Linked DNA regions of Homo sapiens: all the other regions are linked to region 1. Evidence: chromatin contacts called from ENCODE Hi-C or POLR2A ChIA-PET data. All regions are on one chromosome and are shown on one strand. The core of a region is the stretch at or near the end of the contact, and the rest is flanking DNA. Distances in the headings are between cores, read along the strand shown. Region 1 overlaps CIROZ (ciliated left-right organizer protein containing ZP-N domains). Region 2 overlaps PEX14 (peroxisomal biogenesis factor 14). Region 3 overlaps PEX14 (peroxisomal biogenesis factor 14). Region 4 overlaps CASZ1 (castor zinc finger 1).

Region 1 (2,736 bases), core at 67-2,566:
TCTTTCTCGCCCTTTTTCTTTCCACTTTGGATCCAACTAGCAGAAGTAGAGAGTGAGGGCTTCTACGGTCCCAGAGAGTACACATGTGCCCCCCAATGGCACCATTCTTAGGGGCACCAACCATCCCGGTTCCCCAGCAGTGGGGAGGTTCCCCTGATGTGGGATTTTCAGTGCTAAAACTGAGACAGGCCCAGGCAAACCGAGACAGTGGTTTCTCGTACCGCGCCTGAGTCTCACAGCCATCCCGTAGGGTGGCACCATTCTCCCGTTTCACAGACCAGGGCCCAAGGTGATGGCGTGGGCAAGGCACCTTCCCCAAAACCCCTCTGCAGCCAGTGCCACCCCACCCAGGTGCTCTCTCAAGTCTCTCTACTTTCTCCAAATGCCCCTTTGCCTTTGCGTCAGACTTGGCCAGGGAGGTTGTGGCACCGGACAGAGTCACAGACCAGCAGAGGGTCCCTCGGAGACCATCAGACCCCCTCTCCTACCCAATACAGAATGAGGAGACTGGAGCCAGAGTGGACTGACTCATCTTGACAGCTCCCCAACTCAAGGCTACCCACCTCTTCTCCCCAGGGGCAAAGAAGGGCTTCCAGAAGCAGAAAGGAGTGGGTGGGGCCAGGAAAAGGCCCGCCACCACCATGCAGCCTCCCCAGTTGCCCAGCTCGGCTGTTCCTTGGCCCCAGAGAGCCCATGTTGGCAGCAGGCTCGGGCTGCCCACAGGGAGCCCCTCGGGTCAGCCCTGTGATGGCCTTGCTTTTAGGGGGTGCTGCCTTCCCTTGGGGAGCAAAGTGGAAGAAATGGAGGAGATGTCCACAAGGTCTGGCAGAATGAGGAGGATGCGGCAATTCCTCAACAACACCACCAAAGCTGCACCATGGTGCCCCAGCCCATCTCCCCTGCTGAACCAGGAAGAAGACAGAGAGGCCCCCAGAGGCCAGGCTGTAAGAAGGAGGGAAGCAATTCTGCTAAAAGAAGGAAGGGAAGGCCAGGTGCAGTGGCTCATGCCTGGAATCTCAGCACTTTGGGAGGCTGAGGCGGGTGGATCACCTGAGCTCAGGAGTTCCAGACCAGCCTGGGCAACATGGTGAAACCCCATCTTTACCGAAAATACAAAAAATAAAAAATAAAAAAATTAGCCAGGAGTGGTGGCAGGCGCCTGTAGTCCCAGCTACTCAGGAGGCTGAGGCACGAGGTTCGCTTCAACCTGGGAGGCGGAAGTTGCAGTGAACTGAGATTGTCCCACTCACTCCAGCCTGGGCGACTCTGGCCAGAGTGAGACTCTGTCTCCAAGAAAAAAAAAGAAAGGAAGGGAAGACGTGACAAGTACGCAGCCAAAACGCACCGTGCCCTTTAAGTCGCCAGGAGGAGGCTATATTTAGGGCCCGTGGACATTCCGCAGGAGCTCGGGCAGCCTTCACTGGGAGCAATCGCTAATCACTGCATTGAGTTTACGGGTGCCCCTGGGCACACTTAACCCAGGGCAATGAATAGTTATTGCGCGGCCTCCCGCTCGGGGCCTGTGGGCACACTTAAGCGAGCTCGCAGATCGCTGCGAGCAGGGCACGGCTCGGGTACACCCTTGGGCACCCTGCGCCATCAGCGGGGAGAGGCAGAGTATTAAATATCTATGTGCCCTGTGCCCACAGCTGCATTTAGCCAAGGGCAAGGCCGGTGAAACGGCTTTAATTAAAACTTAATGCAAGTTCAAGGTGCAGCCACGGAAGTGGCGGCTGCAGAAGTCACCAGGAATGAATCAGTCAATTCGATGAGGTTCTCAGATGGGGGAAGGGGCTGGAGGGGAGGCGGGGGCAGCAGAGACCTGCCTCTGCTCCTTGTGTGCTGCCTACCTCTGTGCGACTCTGTTTACGGATGCAGAGCCCCCCCCACCCACCTGCTCCCACACCTCGGTCAGTGAAGGATGCCAGGGACTGGGGCATTGGGGCATCTGGGCTTCAAGGGCAGGACGATGGAGACCAAGCGGCGCCCGAGTGAGGAGTCGTTTCTGCTTTTCTCAGCAATTCGGCCCAGGCCCACTGTCGTGTGAGGACAGCAACACCGTCCCCCTAGCGGCGGCTTCCAGAATCACAGGCTCAGTGCAAAGGGAGCAGTAACCAGCCCCGGGATGTCAAACAGGTGCCCTGGCAGCCCTGCTTGGGGATCCCGGGGCGGGGCCGGCCCCGCAATTCTTAGGTGCACCAACACTGGCTTTGGCGTGGCCACTCTGAGCCCTTAATAAAGGTAGGTGGGCAGAGGAAGCCCCTCCCGCTCAGCCCCTGCTCCTTCAGGTTAAGAAGCAAAGGAACTTTAGAGAGTCCAACATGGCAGTGAGCCGGGCTCAGAGCGGAGATGAGCCCAGGTCTTCTGAGCTGGGCTGGTGCAGGGGCCCTTCCCACCACAGCACACTCATTTTTGAAGCTCAGATCAGATGAGAAGAAAGCGATAAGCTCTTCCTGGGGCAAGTCATGCCTTGGTCGTATCTGTTCCCTCAGCAGCAGCACAGGGCTGGGCATACAATAGATGCTCAATAAATGCTTGTTGGGGCCAGGCGCGGCAGCTCACGCCTGTAATCCTAGCATTTTGGGAGGCCAAGGCAGGTGGATCGGTTGAGGTCAGGAGTTCGAGACTAGCCTGGCCAACATGGTGAAACCCCATCTCTACTAAAAACGCAAAAAATATTTTAAAAATCAACTGGCTTTAATTAAACTGGTGGTGGCGCATGCCTGTGATCCCATG
Region 2 (2,799 bases), core at 145-2,644, 430 kb before region 1:
AAATGGCAGAGATATTTCACTTTGAAAGGTAGTTTTTGTGCATGTGAAGTTGCCACTTTTCATAAAGGCTTTTACTACATATATCAATGAGTTTTAAGAGAGACTAGGGTCAATAATGCATGCTTTAGAATTCCCTAAATACAGATTTACACAATAGCCTTAAAATATATTCTGTTCTATCATGTCAACTCCTGTGCACTTCTACCAGCGGAATTTTATTTCTTTAATGTGAAAAACAAAAGGACAGAGGAAAGTAAAGTAAAACAAAGGAAATTAGGGCCCACAAGCTTAATTAGTATAGTGTTGTAACCCAAATCAACAATGGGAAGGACACAGTGACAAAACCCAGGAAATTCCAAGTCGAAAGAGAGGCTCTTTCCTTTAACTCCTTGAGTGCCAGGGCACTTGCTAGCCAGCTCCTTACCCAGGTGCAGGAGGCTACCTGAGTACAACTCACTGTCTTTATTGTTGAACTTCCTGGCTTTTGTTGACTTTCCCTTCTCCTTTCCTCCCTTAATGTACATGAAACATACCTTTGTGTGTGCGTTAATTATAGATAAATGGGCTAAAATTGCCTCTTGGTTTTGTAACCCTCAGAGAAGGGGAAAGAGTACAAAAAAAATTCCTGTCACTGTCATCTGTTCATTTTTAATGAGCAATTTTTAAAAATTGAAAATAAAAGAGGAAAATGAATAGGTGTTGAACCAGCCCGTGATATGTAAATGCCAACTAGTAATTACCTAAAACCTCAATTTTCATTCTGTTTCATCTTGCAAAACATTTCATTTTCCCTGAGTGAAAACACTTAATTTGGGCTGTGCGAGTTAGCGGAGCGGCCGCCCCGGCCTGCGCCTCCGCCGGCTCCGGCTAGGGGGCACTTTGGCTCTGCGCTTCTGCCGCCTGCGGGCTCGTCCACCTCAAGGTTATTCCCCTCTTGCCATTCCAGTGGTTTTACTCCGAGTGTGCAGGCCCCTCCCCCCTACTCCCACTAGTCTGGTTTCGGGGAGCCTGTTCCTCCTTGTCCTTGCAGAGGCGCGTATTGAATTTTGGCTGACCGAGCCTTCCTCTGCATATTAACTTTCCCCTCTTACCTGGCTATTGGGCCCTTGGCGTCCCTGAGTTGCAGTCACACTCTGAGAGCAGCTTTCTGGAAGCTTTCTTTCTCCCTTTGAGGTTGCACACAGAACTGCCTCTAGTTTTTGTTTATTCCTGCTGCTTTTTTAGTCTTTCTTTTCATTTTGGCAGCTGGGGAAATCCTGGATTGAGGCTCACACACATTTGCCCTCCTGCCACACTGAGAATGACAATTCCGACGCTTGCTTTCTTTTGCATACTTGTAGATTTTTCTTCTACTCTGGTTTAGGATATGTCACCTTTTGGATATGTTCGTGGAATGTGGCTTGTGGTTGCCGCTGCTTCCTTCCCTCCCCAGCCTGTTCCCTAGCTAGAAAGAGAGCGTGTAGACTTGAGAAAGAACAGGGAGCCCGGCATTGTGAATGGTAGATCAGAGAGGAGCCTGCATGTAGAAAACCAGAATTATGTTGTCCTAGGACCCTGGATCCGAGAGTGCTCTGCCTGGAATCTCAAGGAACACGGCCTCTTTAGTGAGATATATAGCTTCATAATTAGCCCGTTGCATTTTTTCACGAGTGCTAGCATCAGCGTTCTACGATGTGTTTCTCTGATTAACAGCTGCTTTGCAACTATTTCCCTGTGCCGCCGATGACCATATTTGTCAAGGAACTCCTGACAGAGTACTGATTTCTTACTAAAATGCAGCATTTCTGTTTGAAGAGGGTTCTCTCATTCTTGGCAGTGCCTGGCTTTTTAAGTCAGTCCTTGTTAAAACTCGAGTTGGCTTTGGTCTAACGCTTGTTAACAGGATTCTGGGTATCTACTTTAGTGTATGAACGTAGGAACCTTTCACAGGCAATTTAATCTTCTGAGCAGCGCACGTGGAGCAGTGCGGCGCTGGAATGGGGTTTCGGGCCCGTAGATTATATTGGTCATTTTCTTTTGCCCTCTAGTTGTGATCTCTGTGGGTTAAAAGGACTTGGCTTTGGTTGTTAGTGTCATTAATTTTTGAATATTTTTAATATTTTAAGATGGCTAATGAATGCTCACATCTTAGGAGATAGATGTGTATGTAGTACACAGGAGTGCTGGAATTGGTGGCATTCCAAATAAGTGTCACTGGAGACAATGCATCAGGTTTACATGTCAGGTGCAAAGTGCTAAGGCTCCCTCAAACCCCAGGTTCATTATTAGGCAGGCTCTGTCCTCCTGTCCCCCTCGTGCAGAAAATAAAGTGTGTATTCTGAAGATTACAATGTGCAGGTCTTTTGTAGGAGAGTGGAAAACACATAGGAAGCATCTCTTTGGTGAGGACTGTCAGGAACCTCAGTTCTTCTCACTGGGGATTACTTACCCTACACAATGCATTTAACAGCACATAGTTCATAGTAGATAACCCCTGAGTATACTGTATTCCATTGATTTATACAGTTACAAATCCTGCTCTCTCAAATACAAATCTCTCTCAATTGGCCAGTCATCTTAGATCTAAAGGTGTTTTTCAACCTGAAGTCCCCCCCGCTTTTTTCCAAGTTGCTGACAGTGACTCCAGTGACTCCGGTGTAACCATTGTTATGAGACTGCAAAGACAAGAATTTACTCCTCTTCCTTGCACCTCAGTTTTATCTCTAAGTGACACATAGTGAAAATTATGAAATTTCCCCAAAATTGTGGAATTGGTGGTGGCAGGGTTGTTTTATTTTGCTTTGGGTGGAGAAGGGGACA
Region 3 (2,739 bases), core at 24-2,523, 460 kb before region 1:
TCCTTAGTGGCAGGTGATGAATAGGAACCTGTGTAGTTTACTGGCTTCTGGGCTCCAGAAACTAGATGCCCAGAGAAAATCCTGAGCGTGGGCAGCTGGGGCCCCCTGGTGGTGGAATCTGGTTCTCCACTGCTGCGCGACTTTTCTTCCCAGTCCCCTGACGTTGGGGAGGTGGCAGAAAGAGGAGGTGTTGTGCTCTCTCTTCAGGCCTTTTCTCTGGACTCTACTCTTCCCGTGGATTTTGGGATGGTCCCCAGCCCTTGCTGCTCAGTAGGTGATCGTGGGCCTTCCTGAGCAGAACCAAGCCTTGTTCTTGGAGTGGTGTGACAAGTGAACCCAGAAACAGTCTTCATCTTCCCTGGTGAATTCAGACTCTTTGGGCTACTTTTTACAGGTAGTCCACTGCAAAATACTCTTGTGTCGTGAAAAACCAGTGAGAGATGTGAGAAAGAGGTGCCAGCGTGCATCGTTTGAGAACGGAACATCTTTGGTTTTTTGATGTCCATTGGGTGGCACTGTGATCTTATTTTTGTTTCCATTTTTCTCTGCAGCCAAGCTCTACTCCAGGAAGTGAAAATGTGCTGCCTCGAGAGCCGCTGGTAAGTACCCAAGATATGTGGTATCACTTTCTAGTAATTAAAATGCCACGCGAGTGAAAAGAAACCTTCTGTTCCTATGGTTCTGCGTCAGTAGTGTCCCTTTAAAAGTAGCTGTTACCTAGAGACTGCCTCTGTCAGTGACCTCTGACTTCTCTTCTCGCGTGTGGGGACGAGTGAGATCTCTCCTTAGTAAAGGCTGGTCCTTTCTAGGACTAAAAGCATCCACCCCAGATGGTCCTGCACCACTTTGTTTGTGGCTGATCAATAGTAATTAGTGAGATTCCTGCGCCCGTGGGAGGCTGAGGTGGAGTGAGGTGGCTGGGCTTCTAGATTGTTTGAAGTAGCCGCCCTCTGCTCTGCCCCTCAGGGTGCGAGCGCCTCAGTGGTCTTTAAAGAACAGGTAAGCGATGGAATTCTGGTTTTGCCTGGTCAGTAATTGTGTGATTGTCATTCCCAACGCTGTCTTCTTAGACTATGGATAGGGAAGAGGCCTATTAAGCACTGCAGGTAATTTTCTCTCCCAAGTGCTTTTCATTTGGTGGCCAGAGTCCCAGGCTGCCCACCCCATTTTCATTCTTTTTTGCTTTTCAGGGCCTGCTGTAAGTCCTCTTGGCTGGGTAGTAAGACTGGCTCTGTATAAACCAGATAAGTTTGATGGGAGAGCCAGCTCTAGGTTTAACTTTTCAGAGCTTTTTCTTCCTGCGTAGCGATAGCAGGCGTAGGGCTGTACTGCCAAGGCTTTGTTTCAGCAGGGCCTGTGGTTTCACCTGTTCTGCTTCACTCCCCTTCTGGCAGTCGCGGGAGGAGATGACGTGAGGGACTTAGCGGGTATGAACACGTCTGAATTCCAGTGTGTACGAAGGCTTTCCCAGGCTGAGGGCGAGTTGGATCCAGTTGAGCTGTCTGTAGAAAGGCCGAGGTGATACAAGCACTGCTGGGACTGTTTCAGGGGAGCAGTGTTGTCATTCATGTCACCTGCTGTTACGTCACCAGTTACGGGCTTATATCCCAGCACTCCCACGGTGGCCTCGTTTCACTCTTTTGGTATTGCCCAGTTCCTTCCTTGAGGTCATGGTGGTGGGAAAGCCCAGGAGGCCCCACCTTGCTAGTCTCTCCGGACGTCTGCCTGCTTCCCTGGGGCCTGCCTCAGTGCCCCTCAGGCCGAAGTTGTGGTTGTTTTAGACTGAAGTGCAGATTGAACACCATAGGCCGCTGCAGTCCTTTCCTTCCTCTCTCTTTTCAAATTTTGATGTACCCATTTAACTGGTCATCGGAGGAGTGGCCAGTCCATCTTTTGGGGCTTGATTCGACAAGCTCTTTGGGAGCCCTGAGCAGTTGGCCAGCTCACTGATTTCTGGTATTTGGAGCCCTGCAGACCCCTTGCTCTGCTAGTGTTTCTGTGCCCTGCTCTTCCTGCTGTACTGTGCATCTGCTTGTTGGTTGGTTGTATTTTTATTTCTTTCTTTTCTGGGAGGCCCTGAGCAGTCTTCAAACCCTAGTAGCCTGTGATCGTCCAGAGTTCAGACTCATTCTCTCCAGGCCAACTCCACAATTACCTTATATTTAATTAATATTTTTTCTCCTCTTTACGTACTTGCTGCATAATTGCTCAGAGGAAAGAAAACACATAGCGGCAATTTATATATATATATAAAATAATAATTAAAAAAACCCCCGAAATAAACTCCCATCTCATTTGGGCTGATCCTATGAGTTGGGTAATTAGGGCCCTATTAAAAGGTAGACCCTTTCTCCTTCCCCCACTTTTTTGTTTATTAAATTTTTTATATTAAACTCCCACAGTCTCTCAGTCATGCCCTTATTGCTTTTGGCCAAGCATTTGCAGCAGCCTGATTAAACGGGGGCACCAGCTGAGTCGCGTGGTCTTGTGTGAACTGCTTCTTCCTCCTGGGAGTGGTGTTGGGAGGGTGTCAGGCAGAGGAGCCCGCTGAGGACTCGTGTGGCAGGGCGGGGGCACAAGATGGGCAGCCCCCTTGCACAGAAAGCCCCACAGCTCAGTGTGGTGGTGTTGCGGTTTGTGAAAACACACAGCAGTCAGCCCTTCCACAGGGAGGGAGCTTTCTCAGGCCATGTGTATTTGCTGTCTCCTGCATGCTCAGCTTAGCTCAGCTCAGGCCTG
Region 4 (2,866 bases), core at 95-2,594, 260 kb before region 1:
TTGTAAACTAGATATCTAATGGAAAATTATAGGAAAATTATAGTGAAATTCATGACGGAGAAATCCGATTATCCCTAATTCAATTATGCCATCTTAGCCCACACAGCACATTTCCCATTTTTTTCCCATAAATACCGATGCCAGGGGTCCCGGTAATCAAATAAAATTGAAAATCATCTTCCCATTAAATTCAATTAGCCGCAATTTCTAAAGCCTATCAGAGATTTTAATTACTAAATTATAAAATTCTCCAATGCTAAATTGAAACCAAAAAAATTGCACATCCTTATATTTCAGAGAAAAAGAAAGGCCAGCAAAATCCTTGAAAAATGCCCTCTTCTCTGTGGCCGGCTCCGAAGCAGGCTCCCCACCTGGAAGAGGCCCACCATCACTGCCTACTTGTCCAGCTGGGGATGAAGCCAAGGGGCCAAGGAGGGTCCCTGGCAGGGGAGGGCTGAGGGGGACTGGCTTAACAGAGGGGCAAGCCGCACCTCCAACCCCAGCGAGCTCCTCCAAACTGGCCTTCCTCTCGTGGGCTCTCCTGGCTCCTGAGAAGTCCTCAGCTCTGTCTCATACCAGGAAGCCTCTAACTCCCAGTGTCACCTTCTTGGCCCATGAATTGGGCTCAGGCTTAGGTCACAGCTTGGCCTCAGGGCTCTGTGTGGCTCCAGCACAGCGGACCGGACCGGAGGCAGCCAGCTCTTACCCAAGCACTGGCTCTCCAGCCACTCAGCTCCCCCACCGCTCCCCCACCCATGGCCTGGCCTGGGTTGGGGGTGGGAGCAAGATGGAGCCTGGGGTTGGGGGTGGACAGGTATCACACATGGCTCCATGGCCCAGAGGCTGCTTGCTCCAGGGCGTTCTCAGGGGCCCATGAGGCCTGGCAGGGTACCAGCCTTCGGGGAGAAGAGCTGGGGATCGACATGGCCCAAATCTGGCCTCTCCCTGCACTTCCAGCTCATCCTCCGTTCTCCTTCCCCTCTCCTGGGAAGTCAACGGCCCTGAACTGGCCAGGAGGAACGCCCTTGTGCCCTGGGAGAGGATCACACTTTCCCCCCATTTCCTTTTAGGGAAGTGCTGGCCACAACCCCAAACAGTAGCCCCTCCTCTTCCCCCAACCCCCACATCCCACTTACCCTGCTCTAAAAGGTGCTCTCAGAGTCAGTAGAGCCTGGGGATGTGGCATCGGTGGGGGCATAAAGTGACCCAAGGTCTGAAAGCCAAGGTAGGTTGTTGGGTGGGCAGCTGGCAGCCCTGGCAGATCCAGGACAGTCGGCAGAAGTCTTGCTGGCAGCCCAGCACCCAGGGAGCCGGGAGCAGGTTTAATTTGCCAGGCAGCCAGGAGTGCCAGCAGGGGAGGCACCCGCAAACAAAACAAAAACAAAAAAGTTAATTATCTTTGGCTTTTTCTTAATAAATATCCAAACTGGCCCGGCCGGATCCTCCACTTTGGAGGGAGAGAGAAGGAGGAAAAAACCCCAAACCAAAATCCAACAGACTGATTCTCTTGTGTCTCCCTTCCCCTTTGTCTCACCCTTGTAGGTTTCTCTTATCAGAAGCAGCGACGGTTTCACATTAATTTCCCAGTTTTTGTGAGTTCAAGAGTGTGGCCACAAAAACTTTAAAAAAAAGTTTTGGGGTGGAAACGTGGAGTGTGAGAGAAGAGAGAGGTAGGTGGGAAGAAAAAGGTGAGAAGAAACAGAAGAGAAGCAGAGACAGAGAGAGAGAAAGAGAGACAGGCAGAGAGAGAGAGAGAAACAGAGACAGAGAAAGAGAGAGAGAGACAGAGAGAGAGAGAAAGAGAGACAGAGAGAGAAAGAGAGATAGAGACACACACACACACACACACACACACACACACACACAGAGTATGAAGCAGGGACCTGGGCTAGTTGGGTTGCCCTGTGGGCCTGGCCCAGCCTGTGGCCCCAGCCCGGGCGGGGACCTGTTCTGGAATGTTGGGTTGGCATTTTGTCTCAGTTACAATGATCAGCTGCAGAAGATATGGGATTTCTCATTTTAAGCTCTGAAACCACTTAGGTTTCTCTGGCTACTTCAGTTACCCTGTTGCTGCTGGTTCCTGCTCCAAGCCTCCCTTCTAGGAGCAGGGCTGGGGAGAAGCCAAGGGAGGGGTCCCAGGAGGGGAGGCCCGCTGTCCTTATGGGAGGTGTGAGGTTTTCTATGTGGAGCTGCCAGCGTACTTGGGGAGAAGACACGTGTGCTGCTGCCTGAGTCTAGGTGTTTGGATGGTGTATGTACACGCCTGAGCCTGAACTGTCAGACACACATGATAGGCACATGTGTGTCAGGGGTGGGGTGGGGGTTAGCCAGGACATCAAGCAATCCCTCATGGAGCACCAGCTCTGGAGTCTCAGTACCTGGGTTCACACCGCAGCTCCATCTTCTACAGGCTCTGCTCCCTGAACCCAGGCACTGACCCTCTACCTTCCCAGCATCTTCAGGAAATCATCGTTAGTGGAACCCTAGGTCTGCTGATAGTGGGGGACAGAGAGGGACTGCTAATGAGTACAGGGTTTCTTCCTGGGGGAATGAAAATGTTCTAAAATTAGATAGTGGTGATGATGGTACAACCTTGTGAATATCCTAAAAACCACTGAATTGTACATTTTAAAAAGGTGAATTTTATGGTATATGAATGATATCTCAATAAAGCGGTTATTAAAAAGTGGGGGAAAGACGGGGGATCATATTAGCACTTCCTGAATAGAGTTGTTGTCACACAGCACTCAGCCCGCACACAGTCAGTGCTCAATAAGGATTAGCTGTTAATATGGATCAGTCCAAGGCCTGGGCTGGTGTCCATGGGTGTATACCATTGGTGCTTACAAATATCTACTTGGGCCCC

What was found. Hi-C counts contacts between places; a loop is a spot of excess contacts on that map. ChIA-PET counts read pairs that join two places held with the same protein, here RNA polymerase II (POLR2A). Pooled maps may share reads with other maps.
Region 2: a loop to region 1 is called in a map of endothelial cell of umbilical vein, with 4 times the contacts of the local background. The contact joins two enhancer-like sites. A Hi-C loop is called at or near these places in 1 of 168 maps with a recorded cell type or tissue (endothelial cell of umbilical vein) and 1 of 50 pooled maps. POLR2A ChIA-PET finds 5 or more read pairs at or near these places in 4 of 52 experiments (A673, AG04450, H1 and 1 more).
Region 3: a loop to region 1 is called in a map with no recorded cell type, with 9 times the contacts of the local background. The contact joins two enhancer-like sites. A Hi-C loop is called at or near these places in 3 of 168 maps with a recorded cell type or tissue (HCT116, endothelial cell of umbilical vein and heart right ventricle), 1 of 37 single-sample maps with no recorded cell type and 15 of 50 pooled maps. POLR2A ChIA-PET finds 5 or more read pairs at or near these places in 7 of 52 experiments (HEK293T, PC-9, WTC11 and 4 more).
Region 4: a loop to region 1 is called in a map of heart right ventricle, with 4 times the contacts of the local background. The contact joins two enhancer-like sites. A Hi-C loop is called at or near these places in 1 of 168 maps with a recorded cell type or tissue (heart right ventricle), 10 of 37 single-sample maps with no recorded cell type and 10 of 50 pooled maps.

The regions. Positions count from the first base shown.
Region 1 is chr1:10,959,120-10,961,855 of GRCh38, forward strand. All of the region lies in intron 5 of CIROZ (ciliated left-right organizer protein containing ZP-N domains), which reads right to left. Among named protein-coding and RNA genes, the nearest start is that of CIROZ, 22 kb to the right of the region's middle. RefSeq lists enhancers at 1-111, 881-1,650 and a silencer at 1,953-2,247. Within about 2 kb of position 1,317, at least 2 of the 41 ENCODE cell types and tissues checked have a DNase peak (open chromatin) inside an H3K27ac peak, as active enhancers do.
Region 2 is chr1:10,529,582-10,532,380 of GRCh38, forward strand. All of the region lies in intron 2 of PEX14 (peroxisomal biogenesis factor 14), which reads left to right. Among named protein-coding and RNA genes, the nearest start is that of PEX14, 56 kb to the left of the region's middle. Within about 2 kb of position 1,395, at least 8 of the 41 ENCODE cell types and tissues checked have a DNase peak (open chromatin) inside an H3K27ac peak, as active enhancers do.
Region 3 is chr1:10,494,723-10,497,461 of GRCh38, forward strand. PEX14 (peroxisomal biogenesis factor 14) reads left to right here. Exons shown (of 9, transcript NM_004565.3): 2 at 552-599. Among named protein-coding and RNA genes, the nearest start is that of PEX14, 21 kb to the left of the region's middle. RefSeq lists a silencer at 1-244 and an enhancer at 707-766. Within about 2 kb of position 1,274, at least 20 of the 41 ENCODE cell types and tissues checked have a DNase peak (open chromatin) inside an H3K27ac peak, as active enhancers do.
Region 4 is chr1:10,698,252-10,701,117 of GRCh38, forward strand. All of the region lies in intron 3 of CASZ1 (castor zinc finger 1), which reads right to left. Among named protein-coding and RNA genes, the nearest start is that of CASZ1, 97 kb to the right of the region's middle. Within about 2 kb of position 1,345, at least 5 of the 41 ENCODE cell types and tissues checked have a DNase peak (open chromatin) inside an H3K27ac peak, as active enhancers do.